Regions from separate parts of the Mus musculus genome. Here all the other regions are linked to region 1. The links are chromatin loops, found by intact Hi-C in ENCODE. Cell type or tissue: heart. All regions are shown on one strand. Each heading gives the region's core, and the rest is flanking DNA. Links, peaks and the distances in the headings are about the cores only. Region 1 overlaps Gm39063 (a long non-coding RNA gene). Region 2 holds the start of Dnhd1 (dynein heavy chain domain 1). Region 3 overlaps Rrp8 (ribosomal RNA processing 8, methyltransferase, homolog (yeast)).

The links. Peaks named below come from ENCODE experiments on the same cell type or tissue, not always from the same donor. Only the 100,000 strongest peaks of a DNase experiment are listed, where the experiment ranks them.
Region 2: it touches region 1 in a loop (5-fold over the local background); 7 of 42 quality-filtered maps call a loop at or near these places.
Region 3: it touches region 1 in a loop (2.2-fold over the local background); 17 of 42 quality-filtered maps call a loop at or near these places.

The regions. Positions count from the first base shown.
Region 1 is chr7:105,546,736-105,552,822 of GRCm38, forward strand. All of the region lies in intron 1 of Gm39063 (a long non-coding RNA gene), which reads right to left. Among named protein-coding and RNA genes, the nearest start is that of Smpd1, 4.6 kb to the right of the region's middle. In heart, for the core only: a CTCF peak has its summit at 2,510; no DNase peak of the experiment used is centred there.
Region 2 is chr7:105,648,826-105,654,912 of GRCm38, forward strand. Dnhd1 (dynein heavy chain domain 1) reads left to right here and starts at 1,951. Exons shown (of 44, transcript NM_001370803.1): 1 at 1,951-2,116; 2 at 2,247-2,446; 3 at 2,677-3,481. The coding sequence starts at 2,383. It also overlaps a transcript of Timm10b not described here. In heart, for the core only: CTCF peaks have their summits at 2,096 and 2,542 (motif pointing left); DNase peaks (open chromatin) are centred at 1,926 and 2,546; H3K4me3 peaks cover 1,151 bases; H3K27ac peaks cover 810 bases.
Region 3 is chr7:105,726,109-105,732,195 of GRCm38, forward strand. Rrp8 (ribosomal RNA processing 8, methyltransferase, homolog (yeast)) reads right to left here. Exons shown (of 7, transcript NM_025897.2): 7 at 5,622-6,087. Among named protein-coding and RNA genes, the nearest start is that of Rrp8, 7.4 kb to the right of the region's middle. In heart, for the core only: no CTCF peak of the experiment used is centred there; a DNase peak (open chromatin) is centred at 3,103.

The DNA of each region.
Region 1 (6,087 bases), core at 1,563-4,062:
ATTCCTCCACCGATTAGATATGGGACTTAAATCAGAATGTCTCTGAAAGGTAATTTCTGAAAACTGGGCCTATTGGGAGGACTTGTGACATTTTATTAAATTATCTGGCCCTTACAGGCTTCTTACCCTTTGTTCTTTGTTTATTTATTTTTTTTTTTTCAAGATAGGGTTTCGGGCTGGTGAGATGGCTCAGTGGGTAAGAGCATTGACTGCTCTTCCAAAGGTCCTGAGTTCAAATCCCAGCAACCACATGGTGGCCACAACCACCCGTAATGAGATCTGACACCCTATTCTGGCGTGTCTGAAGACAGCTAGAGTGTACCTGAGAGAGGGGAGTTGATCGGAGTGAGCAGAGATCCTAAAAATTCAGTTCCCAACAACCACATGAAGGCTCACAATCATCTGTACAGCTACAGTGTACTCACATACATAAAATAAATAAATAAATCTTTAAAAAGAAAGAAAAAGAAAAAGAAAAAGAAAGGGTTTCTCTGTTTAGTCTTGGGTGCCCTGGAATTCATTCTGTAGACCAAACTGGCCTCAGAGTCTGAAATCACCTGCCTCTGCCTCCTAAGTACTGAGATTAAAGGTGCCACCACCACACCTGGCTTTTTTTTTTTTTTTTTTAAGATTTATTTATCTTATTTTACGTGTGTGGGTATTTTTCCCAAATGTGTATGTAAATGCACTACACGCATAGCTGGTGACATGAATCCCCTATAACTGGAGTTACAGAGAGTTATGAGCTGCCACATGGGTGCTGGGAATTAAACCCTGGTCCTCTAGAGGAGCATCCAGTGCTCTCAATTGAAGGTCTGAGTGGGTGTTGTTTGTGGTACTGACATTAGACCTAGGGTCTTTCTCATGCTGGGCAACTACATGGGTCAACGACATCCCTATCCCTATCCCTATCCCTATCCCTATCCCTATCCCTATCCCTATCCCTATCCCTATCCCTATCCCTATCCCTATCCCTATCCCTGCTTTTGCTTTTTTATTATGAGACAGGGTATGAGGTGTTCAGGTTGCCCTTCAACTTGAGTTTGTAATTCCCCTGTTTCAGCTTCCTGAGTAGCTGGAATTACAGGCCTTTGCCAGCAGGTCCAGCTAGACTGGATGCATGGATGAGGTCAGAGAGTTACTGCAGTTAGGGTGGGAGCTGTCATGTGTGCTCATAGCTGGCTGAAAAGTACTTCCAGGGCTCAGCCTCTTCAGATCTAGACATAGGGAACAATGTACAATTCTCTGGGTTTATCAACTGCAATTCCCTTCGTTCAGTCCCCAGGGTTGAGTAATTCTTTTCTACATCAAGCTCCCATTACACCTCTCTGAGTCACTAGAAGTGAGGAGTCCACATGGGACGGCATGGCTGCAGATAGCAATGTCTCAAGACACAGGGGAGGATCTCACGCCGAACACTCGGTGAGAGACAGCGCTGAATGGAGAGCCTCCTCCAGCAGTGACTAAAAGATCATCTGTGAATACTGGTGACACAGTGTGTCCACATGAGTGTGACAGGAACCAGCTGGTGTTGGCTTCTCCACCTCGTCATGCTGGCTGATAGAGGAGGCACAAGCTGCCCAGTCAACTTGAGTCCAGCTATGACAAGACAATCACTCTGGTTTGACCCTCTCTTTTCAGACCCACTTTTCCTTACTCTCAGATGGCTGAGGTCTCTCCCCTTACCTCTCCCCCAGGGTAAGGGCAGACATCTGAATTACAAACTTGTTTGGCAACGCAGATATACACTGCATGTACAAAGCACCAAGCTAATCCTTATACCTTTGTTTCTATCTATTTCCACCATCATAGTAATTCCAATTTTCTCCAAGATAGTGTGACTAATTTCCAATTCAAATCTAGCACAGAGCTTAGCTGGGTGTGGTGGCATGCAACTTAGTCCCAGCACTTGGGAGGCAGAAGCATGAGGAGTTCTATGAGTTTGAAGCTAGCCTGGGCTACAGATGGAGTCCAAGCTAGCCAAGACTACATAGTGAGACCATGTCTCAAAAAAAAATTAAACAAAACATAGCAATTATTTTCTATTAAGACTAAGAGCACAAATCCTTCAGGTGAGCATACTACTGCATACTCTTACATGTAGATGGGAAAGCTGATACAGATAATGCATAATGAACAAATGGCAGTGTTCTAATAAAACTTTATTTTGGACATTAAAATGCAAATTTCATATAATATTTTCCCTCTCTTCTCCCTGCCCTCTACAGATGACAGGTGACATTTAATATCAATTAAATCATGCCTTGTTTACCATGGTCACACACACACACACACACACACCTATACTCCCAGAACTCAAAAGGTTGAAGTATGGTTTGTTCAGGACCGTGCGTGCAGTCCTGTTCAGTCAGTGGCAGAACCAGGATTTAAACCCAGGAGGCCTGAATCTAAAGTTCCCCTTTAGCACGACAGAGGGGAGTCCACATTCAGGGCGTTGGAATTGCCTGCTTCTAACACACGTTTAGTGCACTAGTATTCCCTAAAATTTCCACAGGAGGGAAACCTTTCCCCACCCAAACTCTAGGCTGCTGGTTTTGGCAATCTGGATTTAATTTGTAGTTTCATAGGCAGTTGAAGAGCTGATTGGCCCTCTGCAGAATTTACGTTGGTCTCCTGACACAGAGAACCCAGATGCTATAAAGGGGCACTCAAACAAATTATCCCAAGTTAGGGATTAGCTCCAATGGTAGAATACTCGCCTATCATGAGCAAAAACCCAGGTTTGAAATCCAACACTGCACAACACCCAGGCCTGGTGGCATACTCCTGCAATCCCAGCCCCGGGGAGCTGCAGGCAAGAGAATCCTAAGTCCAGGTTCATCCAAGATACAGAGCTATGAAGCCAGCCTGAGCAACATGAAACCTGAGACCCTACTAAAAAAAAATAATAAGACAAAGACAAATTACCCAAGTTTAACTAGAAAGTCTTCAGCCCCAACCAGGAGACCCATACTGACCAACCACTCCCAGCTCCCAGAACTTGACAATTAATTCCTGTGTTGTCTGGAACTATATATGCCTTAGGTCTTTTCCTTTTTAAGTTTTATTTACTTTTATTTTATGTGTATTGATGTTTCCCCAGTATGTATGTATGTATGTATGTATGTATAGCACATACATGCATGAGGAGTTCAGAAAAAATAGAGAATTCCATTGAATTGACTGAAGTTATGGAAGTGAGGAGCCAGGTGGGTGCTGGGAATAGAACCTGGTCCTCTGGAAAAGCAACCCAAGCTCTTAACCACTGAACCATCTCTCCAGCCTTCTAAGCCTTAAGTCTTTATACAACAACACTTCCCCCAAGTGATGCCCACTGTTCAGTAGCCTAGGAGACTTCACAAAAAGGTTTCCTAGGTCCTAACATGTTAAAGAATAAGATAGTTCTCAACCAGTCTCATTACCAGCCTTGTTCATAATGATATAGATTTTATTTATAATGGAACTCTCTCCCAAGACAGACACTAGGAAGCACTGTGTGCAGCCCAGATTCCTCTCTGCCCATCAGAGTGCTGCTACTCTAAGGACCTTGACCCTCAGGACCCTCTACCGCTAAGAATCACCTTGTCTGAGGCTACGCCCTTTCCAAAGGTAACACATATCCTATGACCGACTGGTTTAGGGGAGAATGGAGATTCAGCATCCTTAGTTTTGCTTGGAACAGCTCTGACGGTTGTCTCTTTAGAACTTGGCTCTGTAGAGACACTATTCCATCCCATCCTCTTTTCTTCCTTCTCTTTTCAGATGCTGATTCTGAATGCAGCCCATAGTAACTCCCCTGCTCGTCCAGCTCTAATTTGTTGTCCTGAGAACCTCCAGGTGTCAGTGCTAGGAGCCCTCTGAGAAAGCAGGTGCTGGAATGGCAGGGGGGTGAAGGAGATGGGTCACTCAGCCCCAGCTGCCAACAAAGACAACATCCATCACCAGCTAAGTGCTAATCAAGTCGTAGAAAAGAATGCATTGGCTGGTTCAGTGAATTGGAGGTTTTTAGTTCTTTTGTTGAGACAAGGTCTCATTCTGCAATCCAGGCTACCCTGGTGCTTCCTATCTAGCTCATGCTGGCTTTGAACCCAGAGAATTCTCCTGCCTCAGCTTCTCATGTGCTGGGAGCCACGGCATCTGGCCTATGAATCAGTCTTTTGGAAAATGCAAGAGAAATGTTAATTATAAGGAAGAGTGAATTGGCTAGCTGTTGCTCAGCCCTATCAATAGTCTGAGGAGAAAACAGGTGAAAGCAATTCATCTGCAGAAAGTTTTGAAAATGATGGTCGAAGTGAGAGAGAAATGCTTTAATTGACAGAAGTGACTTTAGGCCTTCACAAAGTGGATATTAAGAAGATGTGTATGAAGACAGGGTCTCCACCAAGTTACTATTCCACAGAGTCTCCGGGGACATGTGGTTTATTAAAGCAATGAGAAATGTAAGTTGAAGGAAGAACCAGAATGTCCCAGGAGATCATAAGGGTTCCTCTGTGCAGGCCAAGGCTGACCTAAAGAAATACCACTGCTTAGGTGGCCTCCAAAACAGACACAAGACCTTCTGGTGGTGGCACATGCCTTTAAACCCACCATCTGGGAGGCAGAAGCAGGTGGATCTCTGCCAATTAGAGGCCAGGGTGTTCTACAAAGTGAGTTCCAGGACAGCCAGAGCTACATAGTGAGACTCTGTTCAGGGCATGGGGGTGGGGGAGGAAACAGACAGAATAAAAAAGATAAATAAGCCGGGCGTGGTGGCACACGCCTTTAATTCCAGCACTTGGGAGGCAGAGGCAGGCAGATTTCTGAGTTCAAGGCCAGCCTGGTCTACAGAGTGAGTTCCAGGATAGCCAGGGCTACACAGAGAAACCCTGTCTCGAAAAACCAAAAAACAACAACAAAAAAAAAAAAAAGATGAAAAGTAAGAAAGAAAACAAAGGTGTGATAAAACGTGTTATCTCACATTGGTGGCAGTGGGTTTGATGACCTCCTCAGGACCACCAACCTTCTCGGAGCAGGTATTTGTGGTTCCATTTACTGTCAGTCTCCCCTGTGTAGACACACCACCTCCACCTTAGAGCCCCAGGAAATGTACTTTAGAGTGGTCCTCACTTCTTGAAAGTGTCGCTTTCATCCAGCCAACAGAAGCTCTGCAAAGCTCTTTCAGCATCACGGAAACACCTTCAGCCTAAGATATGCTTTATATTCTTTATAGGTGAATATAAAGTTACTAAGTGTGTTGGTATAAGATTTAAATCTGAAGATTTGGGGCTAGAGAGATGGCCTAGCCATTTAGAGCATTTGTTGTTTTTGCAGAGGACCCTAGTTTGATTCCAGGCACCCACACAATGCCTAACAACCATTGGCAACTCCAGTTTCAGGAGATCTGTCATTTTCTTCTGACCTCTCCAGGTGACAGGCATTCTCATAGTACACATATATGGTGCACATTCATATAGGAAGATAAAATACATAAATATATAAAATGAATAAATCTAGTTTTTTTTAATTTGAAGATTCAAATAGTCACAGATCAGAAATATGCAGGGTGGGGAGTGCCTATAAGAAACATGTACAGACTTTTTCCTTGTTAACAATACAATGTAACAACTACTGCTATTATTAGGAATAAACAGGATTTAAAGTATCTAGATGTGTATAGCTTATATGCAAATGCAGCACTACTTCTCACATGTTATGATTATAGGCATGTGCCACTCAACCAGCTCAAGAATAGCAGTATTATTGCTATTTGTGGGATTGTGTGAGAATTGAAAACTAGTCATTACAAAGCACCTGAATTAGTATTTAGCACATTTACAGAATTTGATAAATTAAGCTTTTTGCCACTGTGGATATAATTCCTCTTTTTAATTTTTTGAGGTATGGCTTCATAGCAGTCCAGGGTAGACTCAAACTTCTCAAATTCACTTTGTAGCTAAGGGTGGCCTTGAATGTCTGATTCTCTTATTTCTACCTCCCAGGTGCTGGGGTTACAGGAGTATACCCAACTCTTTCTCTATTAAAAAGGAGGAAATGAGCCGGGCAGTGGTGGCACGCCTTTAATCCCAGCACTTAGGAGGCAGAGGCTGG
Region 2 (6,087 bases), core at 1,448-3,947, 100 kb after region 1:
TTATTATTTTCTTTTTTATTAGATATTTTCATTATTTACATTTCAAATGTTATCCCCTTTCCTGGTTTCTCCTCCAAAAACTCCCTATCCCCTTCCCCCTCTCCCTGCTCACCAATCAATCTACCCACTCCCATCTCCTGGCACTGGCGGACCAAGGGCCTCTCCTCCCATTGATGACCGACAAGGCCATCTGCTACATATGTGGCTGGAGCCATGGTCCCTCCATGTGCACTCTTTGGTTGGTGGTCAGTCCCTGGGAGCTCTGTGGGTAATGGTTGGTTCATATTGTTGTTCCTCCTATGGGGCTGCAAACCTCTTCAGCTTCTTGGGTCCTTTCTCTAGTTCCTCCATTGGGGACCCTGTGCTTAGTCCAGTGGTTGACTGAGAACATCCACCTCTGTATTTGTCAGGCACTGGTAGAGCCTCTCAGGAGACAGCTATATTAGGTTCCTGTCAGCAAGCACTTGTTGGCATCCACAATAATGTCTGGGTTTGATGACTATATGGGATGGATCCCCTGTTGGGTCATTCTCTGCTCCACAGTTTGTCTCTGTAACTCCAGGAGCTTACATTTTTTATCAGGGTAAATGGATAAGCAAATATGAGATAGCAATCAAAGTATGGGGTAAAATTAGTTTGGGGAAAAGAGGGTCTGGACCTGGGAGAGTGCTGACTTCTGGGAAATTAAAGGATTCACTATAAGGGGATGCATGCCTGAGCAGAAACTTGAAATAAAAATTTGAGAACAATGTGGAGAAAAGTGCTCACTCTTGTATACAATCCTTCCACCAGTGAGATGAACCATCAAGGTTATACCTTCTAATCTTTCCCAAACAGCCCCAGCAAGGGACCAAACATTCAGATATATGAACCTATGGGGTCATTCTCATTCAAACCACCACAACCTTTGCAAAAAAAAGATTAGATGTGAAAGTTTTATTTTTGCCTAGGTCAGGGCAAGTGAAGGAGTGACACAGGCAACTTCCAGGTTGTGCCCTTCATAAAGAGGTGTGATTTCTTCTCTTCTTCATCTCACTAGTTGTAATGGGCCTAGGCAGAGGAGGTGATGAACTAACTCTCTTGGATCCTGAAAGCAAAGACTATTTGCTTAGCCTTAGAGAAAGCAGAACACTCTAACCATGGTCCTGGGAATACTCAAGCTTGAATGTGACTCAAGTGAGAGCAAACACTAAACTTCTAGTTGGACACATACATATAATTCTTTCCTTCAGGAGGTTGAGGCAGGGGAGTCATGACTTCAAGGACAGCTTTCATTTCTAGACTGGAGACTAAACCCAGGGCTTTGAGCATATGAGGCAAGTGTTGGACCACTGAGCTATGCCTCTCACCTGTGAGATCTGTATCTCAGACTTAAAACTTGAAATATATGAAATCAAACACCCTACTCCCCCCTCCCCCAAGTCTACTCTTTTTACTGTCTGGCCTATCAAAATTTCCACTGATTAGAATAAAATCTATAACAGAGGTAGGTTGCTTTCTTCCTTTCTCTCTTTCTTTCTTTCTTTCTTTCTTTCTTTCTTTCTTTCTTTCTTTCTTTCTTTCTTTCTTTCTTTCATAACTAAACCACTCACTACTAGATGTGTAGCTTGTTGAGAGAGATACAAGATGTTTGTCTTACTCGGGTTTCTTGTTGGGACTTGAGGTGGGACAGTTGGATATGCTGTCAAGGGAGGGGAGGGAAAAATCAGTGAGCGAGTGAGTCCCTAGGATTACACTTGCTTCCTACGACCACGCCCCTAATGCTGTTAGTGCCCCCAAATCAATCTTGTCATTCAGTCTCCCGCTCAGCCAGATTCTTTTTGGGCCTTTGGGGTGTCAGGTTAAAAGCAGTATGCTAGTGTGGCCTGGGTCCCGGTCCCGCCCCCAGGCCCCTCCCACATGCCTGTTGAACTCTCCTTCTAGCTCCGATTTGAGGCTCGGGCCTCCAGGATTCTGTAACGGTTCTAACAGCTGGGAGCAGGTGGTGCAGCTGAGTCCTCTGCTCTGGCTCTGGGATCTGCTACCCTTGCCCTCAGTGGCTCAGCTCTTCCAGTGCCTAGGGAGGCCCCTCCCACTGGCGCACCGGGAGCTGTCTTCTGCCACGTCTTTCCGCTAGGTGTCCTAAACTGCTTCCCTACCCAGTAGCCGGCTTTGCACTCTGGACCTTCTCAGTCTGTGGTAAAGGCTTCAGGGGACGGGAGCTTTGCTGCCTTTGAGTGACAACCCTTTTGTGTTTCCTTTTCAAGGTGGTTGCCAGCCTCCACTCTGAAGTTTTCCTCATGTGAACACAGTTTTTCCAAAGATTTTGCAAGCGTGTATCGGTCTCTGTGTTAAGTGACTGGAACTGAGTCTAAGTTCATTCACGACAGGGAGCGCTCCGCAATGAAACCTCATTCACAGACCAGTCCCCCTTCCCTTCCCATGCCTTCTACATCCTGCAGGCCAGGTGAGACGAGGCCTTGGAGGGTGGGAAGGAGCTCCTGGGCAGGGAGGGCTCCCTCTTGGACTTGTGCTAGTCCTTGACAGTGAGTGGCTCAGTAAGGGCCCTCTACTGGTCTTCCTATGCTCTGCAACTCTATATCCACCTTGCTGTCCTAACCCTACTGGCACAGCCCAGAGCCAGAACTTCTACATGTCCCTCCCTCCCTCCCCCCCCCCCCCCGCTGGGTCCCACAGGTCAGACCCAGAAGCCAAAAGCCTGGAATTGGCATTTGGACCCCGAGCTGTGGGCAAGATCTGTTCGACAGCAATTGAATACCTGCCTCCACTTTATTCTGGAAGAGAAGAAAAACCCATGGTTTTATACCCTTCAGTCTGGGCTCGTTGGATGTAGCTGCAGCGGACAAGAACACTCTTGGGACTGTCAAATGAAACAGGAGGATCTCAAGGCAGTGGTTGAATCAGAGCAGCGGACACTGCTGAAGCTGCTGCTGTCTGAGCTTCAGTCTCTGTTCTCAGCTGTGATGCAGGATGGCAGTTGTGAAGCTTGGCGCTATCTGCATGCAGTACTGGGCCTGTTGCCTCCATACCGTGAGATGCTAGCTGGTCAACTCGAGTTGCTGCCCTTCCTGGAGCAGCTGTACTGCTGGGCACCCAAGGTCCAAGCCCGGCTAGAGCTGGACCTGCTAGATGCCATAGACAAGGCCTTTCCCCCAGACAGTTCTTTGTTACATAGTTCTTCCCATGTTGACTGTGGTCTATGGATGAAGAGGTTTCATCGAGGGCCTCCATGCTCAGCATGCCCTTTTGTGAAGGCCCAGTGGGACCGGCAACAAAAAAAGGAATTGGCCACGTGGCTCCGACCATTGACACTGCCTGAGCTACAGCACTGTCTGGGCATTGTTGGTGCTGAGGTGGCCCTAGAAGAGACCCCATGGCTGGACAGCCTTAGTCTTTTGCCCTTGGCACTGGCTACAGACATCCCTGTACAGTATGAAAGCAGTGATACTGAGCAGGCAGAAGGCGAACCTGCTGGGAGAAAGTGAGTGGCATGGTTTGGGGCTTTAAGTAGAAGAGATAAAATGAATTAGTTTAGGTGCCTGCAGGGCTACTGGCTTCTTGAGCCAGCTCCTCATGGCTCTTCAGGATTAGCCCACCTCTAAAGTGAGCTGGACTAGGCTGCACCTTTTTCACTTGCAAAAACAAAGCTAATGTCTCAATGCTAATCTATAGGGAAACACTGAAATCAATAGCAGCCATTAGGAAGCCAAAACTTGACCTTGTAGTTTCCAGTCTTCTCAGACGGTGCCAGAAGCTTCTTTGGGGTTCATATTCTTGGTCATTTATATTTGCCAAAACATACTTTGGGGCATATATTGTGCTGGTCCTAGGAACTCTATATGGGGTCTTTGGTTACTCTAGGGAGTGCTTGCCTGGGTGGTCTTCCTCCACAGGTCTATGTGAACTATTCCAGGTCTAAAGCAAAGCACTGCCTCTATGTCAACTTCATGATCTGACAGTAAGGGTGGCCCCTTGAGTAATGATCTATTCCTTCCAGTCCCCCAATCTGGCTTCCAAAATCCTAGGATTTCAGAATGCCTAGAAGATCCCTTCTAGGAGTTCTTTTAGTATAGGAACTTCTTCCTAGCTCTGGCCTGCTTTTCCCTTTTTATGTCACTTGTCTATGATATATTCACTCTCTAGGCAGAAAAAAGCTAACTTTGCATGTAATCAAACATGACTTACTTGCTCATTTTTTGCTCTTAAATTTACGGTGGGCTCAATTTGTGACTTTTTCGTGACCTCTCAGATCCCTAATGGTGGGCAAGTGGGCAGGCTCCTGGAACTATGAAGGAAGGTGTCAAATGTCAACAATTTGGCTTCAATCTTCTCAGCCAAGCTTCCCTCCTGCCCCTAGCATGGGCCCAAGTCTAACTAACTCTTGGAAGACCTTAACAGAAATGGCTCTGGGCTGATATATCAGGAAGGAATCAAGTACTCATACCTGTATGAACTTGGCAGTCATCCTCTGAGGTCTAGGTAATACAGTTTACTCTTCTCCAGGACTGTCTTCCTAGGTTTTGGTTCATTTAATAACTTAATTGCTACTTGGATGTATCCAGATGCTGGGAATGTAAAAAAATTAGCCAAATAGATTTAGTTCTTTCCTATGAAATCAGTCTTACAGTTTTGTAAGGGAGATATTAGAACAAGTAAGGTATAATTAACAAATTGTAGTAAGTAGTATAAAACAAAAGGCTGTTGGCTATTGCCTGTGTACTCTTAGTGGGATGGGATTGGGAAGGGAAGGGGCTGGAACAGTAGGAGTAGAAAATTTGGATAGACATTAGATTAGTAAAGTGGGTTAGGAGGTGAAAGTGTGTCAGTGGGGCAGCAGTTAGTTGTATTACATGCTAGTGTGCATTTGGAAATGAATGGAAGACAGTGGAAGCACCATTTCATTCTTCATCAATACCTGCTTGAAAGAGAGAAAGACACTAGAATCAGAGTTTGAAGTAATTCTGGCATCTGGATGAGACTCTTGTTAAAGAAGAGGGATATTTTCAGCCTTTAAGACACAGAACCTGAGATGTAGGTACTCTGTGTTAAAGTATCTTTTATTCTCCTGTTGTAATTGTTGTCTGGAAGGCTCACTGCCTCTGTCTGCTAATTACACCTAGTCTTGGGAGCTTCTAAGTCTCCATACAATCTTATCTAGGCCTAAAATGTTTTCAGCCTCCGAGACTTGGTGCTGAATAAACTCACTCTTTCTAGTTCTTAATGAGCTCTGACTGGCTGGTTCAATTCAAGTGTACTAGCTCCAACTCTTCTCCAAGCTGACTGATTCATTCTTTCCTCTCTGGGCTTCTCCTAAATTGCTCTGCTTGGCCTCAAACGAGCGTTGGCAATGTGTTCTAATTGTCCAGCTGCTTCTCATTCTCTGGCTCGTTCTGTCTTCACCTGTGTCGTGATTGTTATCCCTCTGCAACCTGCCTCTGTTCCACTGTCCTGACAAAACTGCCTCCTTCCTCTTCCTCTGCACTCTGAAGCAGCTTCCCTTTCCTCTCTCTTCTCATGAGAATTGGGCATATTTTATTCTGTCAAATCTTTCTCTGATCTGTCACTTTGCTGCTCAATTAGACATCACTCTAAGACATGTGTACTTTACCTTCATTGTTTGGAATTAAAGGTATATGTATACTAAGGGCGTATCTCTGTTCCAGCCAGAATGATTAAAGATATGTGCAAAGGGTTAAGCCACACCACAACTAAGAACAGGTTTTTCTACACAATCTTGGGGTTCATGGTGTCATCAAAGGGTTGAGCCACACCACAACTAGAAACCGTTTGGTTTTTTTTTTCAGTAAATGGCACAATCTTGGGGTTCAGTGTAATCAAATATCCTATAACACATCTGTATTTGTAGACTAAAGGAATCACCAGGTTATAGTAAGAGGAAAATATATGGAGCACAATAAGGAATATAGCATACACATGAGAAAGTGGCCTTGCAGAAAATAAAGGGCACAGTCTCCTCTAGACTGGGAAGACAGTGTGGGAAAAGGCAACTGAAACTAAGGAGTTAGTTCAGAGCTGAGAGGCTCAGTTTGTTCAGGCAAAGGAGGAAGGATGGGATGAGACTGGGGA
Region 3 (6,087 bases), core at 1,558-4,057, 180 kb after region 1:
GCGAAAATGCATCAAGTTGGGCAATGTGGAAATAACACAAGGGAAGTGTTCGTTAGATCCAAGTCTGGAAGCAGCAGTTTCATTATCAACCAATTGTCTATATTATCCGTTGACACACAACTCTATGGGGATATAGGAAATATAGTGCAGTTGATTTCCCAGAAAGAAAATGAGTGTGAAGAACACTGTAACACATACCCAAACCACCACATAGCATGCCAAAGACATGAGGCTAGGGACACACATAAATACAGGGAACTGGTTCAGAACCAGTTGGACTGGGACTTCTCAATAGCACAAGAAAAGAATTGTTACTGCTGCCTGGCCTGCACCCCCTGTTTGACAGGATAAATGTGCATGGTTTTCCCATGGGCTCCTTGAAAGATAACCAGCCCTGAGGATATGTTGGGACCTTCTCAGGGAAGGCTTTTTGCTAGGTAAGGCTCTTTGGCACTAGGTGGCAGTAGATACACTGTGCTCTAGTTTGCTGCCTCTTGCTCTGGTAAAATACTGACAAAGCCAGCTAGAGGAGGAAAGGGTTCATTTTCATTACATCTTACAAGTTAGAGTCCAGAATCAAGGAAAGCCAGGGCAGGAGCATGAGGCAGGAACTGAGGTAAAGGCTGTACTGCGGCTTATCCAGTTTGCTTTCCATGGTTTATTCAATTTTCTTTTTTACACAGCCCAGGCCCACCTGCCTGAGTGGCAATGCCCCACAGACAGGCCTACAGGCCCATGTGATGGAGGCATATTCCCAGCTGAGATGTTCTCCTCCCAGGTGACTTTAGTCTGTCTATTTGACAAAAACTAACTAGCATATACCATCAGGGTTAAGGGGAATGCCAGGGCCAGGAAGCGGGAGTGGATGGGTTGGGGAGCAGGGCAGGGGGAGGGAATAGGGGACTTTCGGGATAGCATTTGAAATGTAAATGAAGACAATATCTAATTAAAAAAATAAAATAAAAAAAAAGAGCAATGAACTTGAGGAGCAGTTGGCTTATATGTCATAGGAATCAACCAAAATCAGCCAATGCACATGTCGCCACAGGAAGCTCCAGGACCTCACCGAAAACCACAAGAGCCAACATTCAAATGCTTGCCTTGGTCGGACCTATCAATGATGCATTAATTGGGTAAGTTTAATTTTCTCCAATATACCTTTCTCCATTCCAATCTCCAAATAAACAGAAGAGGTTAAAAAAAAATGAGTAAGAGATCATATTCTCTGATCCACTGAACTGAAGAGAAGTTTGAGCCCTAAGAGCTACTGACAAGTTACTGGAATGTGGGAAGTGACAGAGGGAAATTGTATCTAAAGGGTCGATTTTCTAGATTAGATTCAGTCATTACGGAGAACATAACATATTTGTACCAGAGTACTAATGAGAGAACAGATCCTTGAAGTGAAACCAAAAAGAAAGAAAAGGGTGCAGCAACTGGAGAGACTTCCAAGAAGCCTAAGAAGCAAGGAGCCTCTGCTTAGTTAAGCCTGCACCCTGGGACTCAGAGAACCAAGACACCAAGAAAATCACAGACTCACAAAGCTCACTCCTAACACTCTCGAGCTCCTGAACCAAAAGCCAAGTCACCAACCTTCAGGTCCCTTGTTATACTAGGGAAAAAAATTAAATGTTTAAAACACTTAGTGGGATCTTCTTTTAGTCACAAACAATTGATAAAATATTTCTTTTCTGATTGTGAGCATTATTTTTTCCTCATTTAAAAGTAGGAAAATGAAAAAAAAAAAAATGAAAAAAAAAAAAAAAGAGTAAAAAAGACGGCCAGTTGAGCCGGGCGTGGTGGCGCACGCCTTTAATCCCAGCACTCAGGAGGCAGAGGCAGGTGGATTTCTGAGTTCGAGGCCAGCCTGGTCTACAAAGTGAGTTCCAGGACAGCCAGGGCTACACAGAGAAACCCTGTCTTGGGGGAAAAAAAAGAAAGAAAAGAAAAGGAAAGGAAAGGAAAGGAAAGGAAAGGAAAGGAAAGGAAAGGAAAGGAAAGGAAAGGAAAGGAAAAAAGTAGAAAATGGGTTGGAAAGATAGCTTGGGAGTTAAGAGTGAGTTCCTGTCTTGCAGAAGGCTCAAGTTCAGTTTTCCACACCCTCATCAGCCAGCTCACAACTGCCTCTAACTCCAGCTCCCCAAAATCCTGTCTGTGGTGGCCTCAGTCACTGCACTCACACATGCATAGCAGGGCCCAGACATGGAATTTAAAAATAAATCTTTAAAGTAGGACTATTAGAAAGTACAGAGTGGCATCTGCTAAGATGTTGAAGCACCCTAAAGGAAACAGGGTTTTGTGGTAAGGTGGACAGGAAGACATATCCAGGGTGCATGATACTAAGTGAGATAATGTGCTCACATTCATTATAAGGGTTTTAATTCTGTTTCAGAGTCCAATTTTCTTCTAAAATAGCCAAACTTCTTATATACTATGACTTCATCATCTTCAAAACCTGTCCTTCAAGGTGACCTTCCTAGGTAGGGAGAGACTGGGAGGAAGTGGAAACAGATGATCTATCTTTTCCTTTCTTTGTGTGATATGAACCTCACCCAGGCTATCCTGTCTAATGCACAGGGCTGAAAAATACAGTTTAACTGTAAGTGCAGAAAGAGGGCACTGTGGCAATTTCTTCCCGAGGAAAAAATATTGTACAAAGATGGAGGGGCATGTTTAGAAGTGAAGAGAATTTGGAGTGCATTATGAATGAATCGAAAGCTCAGGCAGTATTGAGAAGAGCGAGTTAAGTTGCAGCTGGCTAGCAGAACAATGAGTGGGTAAGATCACACAGGGCCTGGGAAGGAGTTTGTCTTTTGTTCTCAAGCCATGAGAATCCATTGAAGGATTTTATGCAAAGAGGTGACATAATGTGATTTACATTTCATAGAGATCACTTGGCAGTAAGGAAAATGAATTGCTTGGGGGGAGCAAAGGCTATTAGATCCCCATAAGCAGTCACTGTAGTTGTCAAAAGTCCTAGAACTCGGTGGCTGGTTAGCGAACTCACCTGGAAAGGAGGATGACCTGGAAATGAAAGGCTCTAATTGCCAGTCTCTGAAAAGCTGCAGAGGGCTTTGTGCAATTACGTAACTGGTGAGTGCTTGGAGCTGAGCTGCCTCTGCCAAGATCACACTGTTTCTTTTGGAACTGTGCTCTTAGGACCCTGTTACAGGAACAAAATCAGGAGCACATGAATAATTGCAGAAGCAAGAACACTCTGCTCAGAGAGCTCTGAAGGAACACTGAACAGGCACCAGATCTGGATTGATAGCCATACCTAACTTCATTCTTGTCTCCTACAGTCCTTAAAAGACTAGGGTTATTCTTTCTCTGCAGTGGAGAAAGGTTGCAGCAAGCCTGTAAAGATTTTTTTTTAAACTTTGTTTGATGAGTTTTGCCTGCATGTACATCTGTGGACCATGTGCATGCCTGCTGTGCCCAGAAGCCAAAGTGGGCATGGGTACCCAAAGGACTAGATGGTTATAAGCCATCTTGTGGGTGTGCTGGGAATTTTACCTGAGTCCTTTGTAAGAGCAGCCATTGCTCCCAATCAAAGAAAACATCTGTTCAGGCCCACTGTGATGTTCTTAGTTAGCCACAGTTCTGTGATCAGCTCAAGGCACAAACAATCTCATGAGAATGTCTAATTCTGAGTAACAATAAATAACTGGCTCCTGTGCTGGCTTGCAATCTTCACCCATCCTGGCATTGCCTCCCCTAAGGAGCCTGCTCTGGGGAAATGAAGGAGACGCCTTGCTTTCTGTATCTTGTTTCTACCTCCTTGCTGAGTATTCCAGGCACAAGTGCTAGCAAGAAGAGGCAAGCAAACACAAGACTGGTTGATTCTGTGACCCACAGGCTTAGTGGACATTCAAAAGGGAAATCCCATTAGTCTCTGATGGATACTGTACCATTCTGGATGGTTTCCTGAAACTCCTCTGGGTGGCTGACTCCTTGCTGTTTGCTATTAAGTCTCTTTATCTCTTCAAAATGGCCCCATAGGACAGGACCCAAGCCTACCCTCCACTTAGCACGAGACGCATACAAGGCACTCATGTGCTGTTGTCCCACATTCTGGAAACACAAAGCAGCAGCATTCCACGGCCACACCAAGCAAAAAAAAAAAAAAAAAACCAGTGAGTTTTTTCTTGCCCTGTATTTTTCCAGAGCAGGAACTGGACTCTAGGTTCATCATTCTTTAGCAGTACGAGTATCTTGTGCTTCCTAAATGGTCCCAGTAGACCTAGTTAGAACTGTAATCAGAAACCTGACTGTCTCCCCTTTCCTACAGAGGCTAGGTTCTAACAGACCAGTAGTAAGGAGAGTAACAAGCTCTGACACAGCACTGAACTGTGCTCCATCCTCCTACATGCTATTAACACTGCCAGCACTTCTATGGTATTTCCTTAGTTCAGGGTCTAATCTGTACCCCTTGGCTGGTCTGGAACTATGTAGTTAAGACTGGCCCCAAGCTCACAAAGCTCCACCTGCCTCTACCGACTGAGTGCTGAGATTAGAGGTGTTCCCCACCACACCCAGCCATCATTCACTCTCTTCCATTCTCAAAGTGATCTTCACTTTCCCCTCCTCAAAATCCCAATCCTCTCCCCACTTTTACGCTCAATGAATAGTTTTGTTCCCTCCTTCAAAGAACCCAAAGCCATCAGAAAAAATTCATAGGACCCTACTCAGATCTAAAGAACCAGAAAATGCAGGAGGGCTTGGAATGCAGCATTTTAATAACCCTCATAGATGACTCTAGTCCCATAAAGTTTGAAAGCCACTCTTTCAGTTAACCCCTCCCATTACCACTTACCCTTAATACTCTTCTCTCTCCTTCAATCTGTACTGACCATACAAGCCTCCCGTCCTTTAAGCTGGGTATGCTGTGAGAGATGATGGTGTGTGCATACGCATGTGTAGGTGTAGAAACCAGAGGAGGACATCAAGTTCCCTGCTCTATCACTCCACCTTATTATTTGGAGTCAGGTTCTTACTGGATCAGGAAAGTTGGCTGGCGGACAAGCCCAGTATTCTGTCTCTCTCTGTCACTATTCCAATCCTCCTCAGCGTTGGAGTTCTAGACACACTTTTATGAGTGCTAAGGCTCTGAACTCAGGTCTTCACGCTTATATAGCACACCAGCATGGCCTGTTTACTGCAGCTTCTCGAAAGTGCCCTCTCTATCCCGCCAAGTCTATCTTGAGGCTCTCCTGCTGGCATCCGTTTTCAGTACTAGTTCACAGCACCCTTAGTAGAAGCCCACCCTGCTTCTGTACATGCCTAGGAATCTTAGTTTACTGACTGTTTCTCTTTTACACTCCTCACTGCACATACAAGGAAAAAAGTCAACAAACTCTGAAAACTAAATACGGCTTGAGAAGTCTGCAGTGAAACCAACAAATCATTCACAACACAGTTGTATGCTAAGAAACCGTTTGCAGACAGTATGTTGGGAATATAGATGCTTCTGGGGAGGGGGCTTATGAATCTGCAAAGCTATTTGGGAAGATGAGTATACTTTGGTAGTGAAATGCATGTTCAGCAGCAATAGCACATGCAGAGATATTGTATGGAACTGACTAAGGTTGGTCTCAGTTCAGACTCCAAACATGCCTTCTGGCCTTTTTCAAAATCTTTATTCCTTTAGGCCTGGAGGCATCTAACTGGTTCAAAATCCCGAGACCTATTTGCTCCTAGAGGAAACTCCTAGGTCTTATTCTTAGGAAGTCGTAAACAAGCCTATATGCCTGGTTTCAAGGCAGACGCCTCCTGAATGAGCTCAGTGTGTCAACCTAGCTCACCTTCCCTCAGCACTACGCCAAGAACTTGTATATTCAGTACCTGTAGTTTTCCTAGGACACACAGACTGTGCCAATAAGCAGCCCAATCAGTTTCTGCTGTTGAACAGATTCCAGCTTCTGTATTACCCCCTTCCAAGGAAAGCTTCAAACACGTTAAGTCTCTAAAGAGCAAATAAGCCCGTTTACATGCCTATATCAAACTCCCCCAGTCTTTCTCGGTCACATCTACATTACTTATTGCTCAACCGTTAAGGCAGTAGGGGTGATCAGACACAGTGAGATC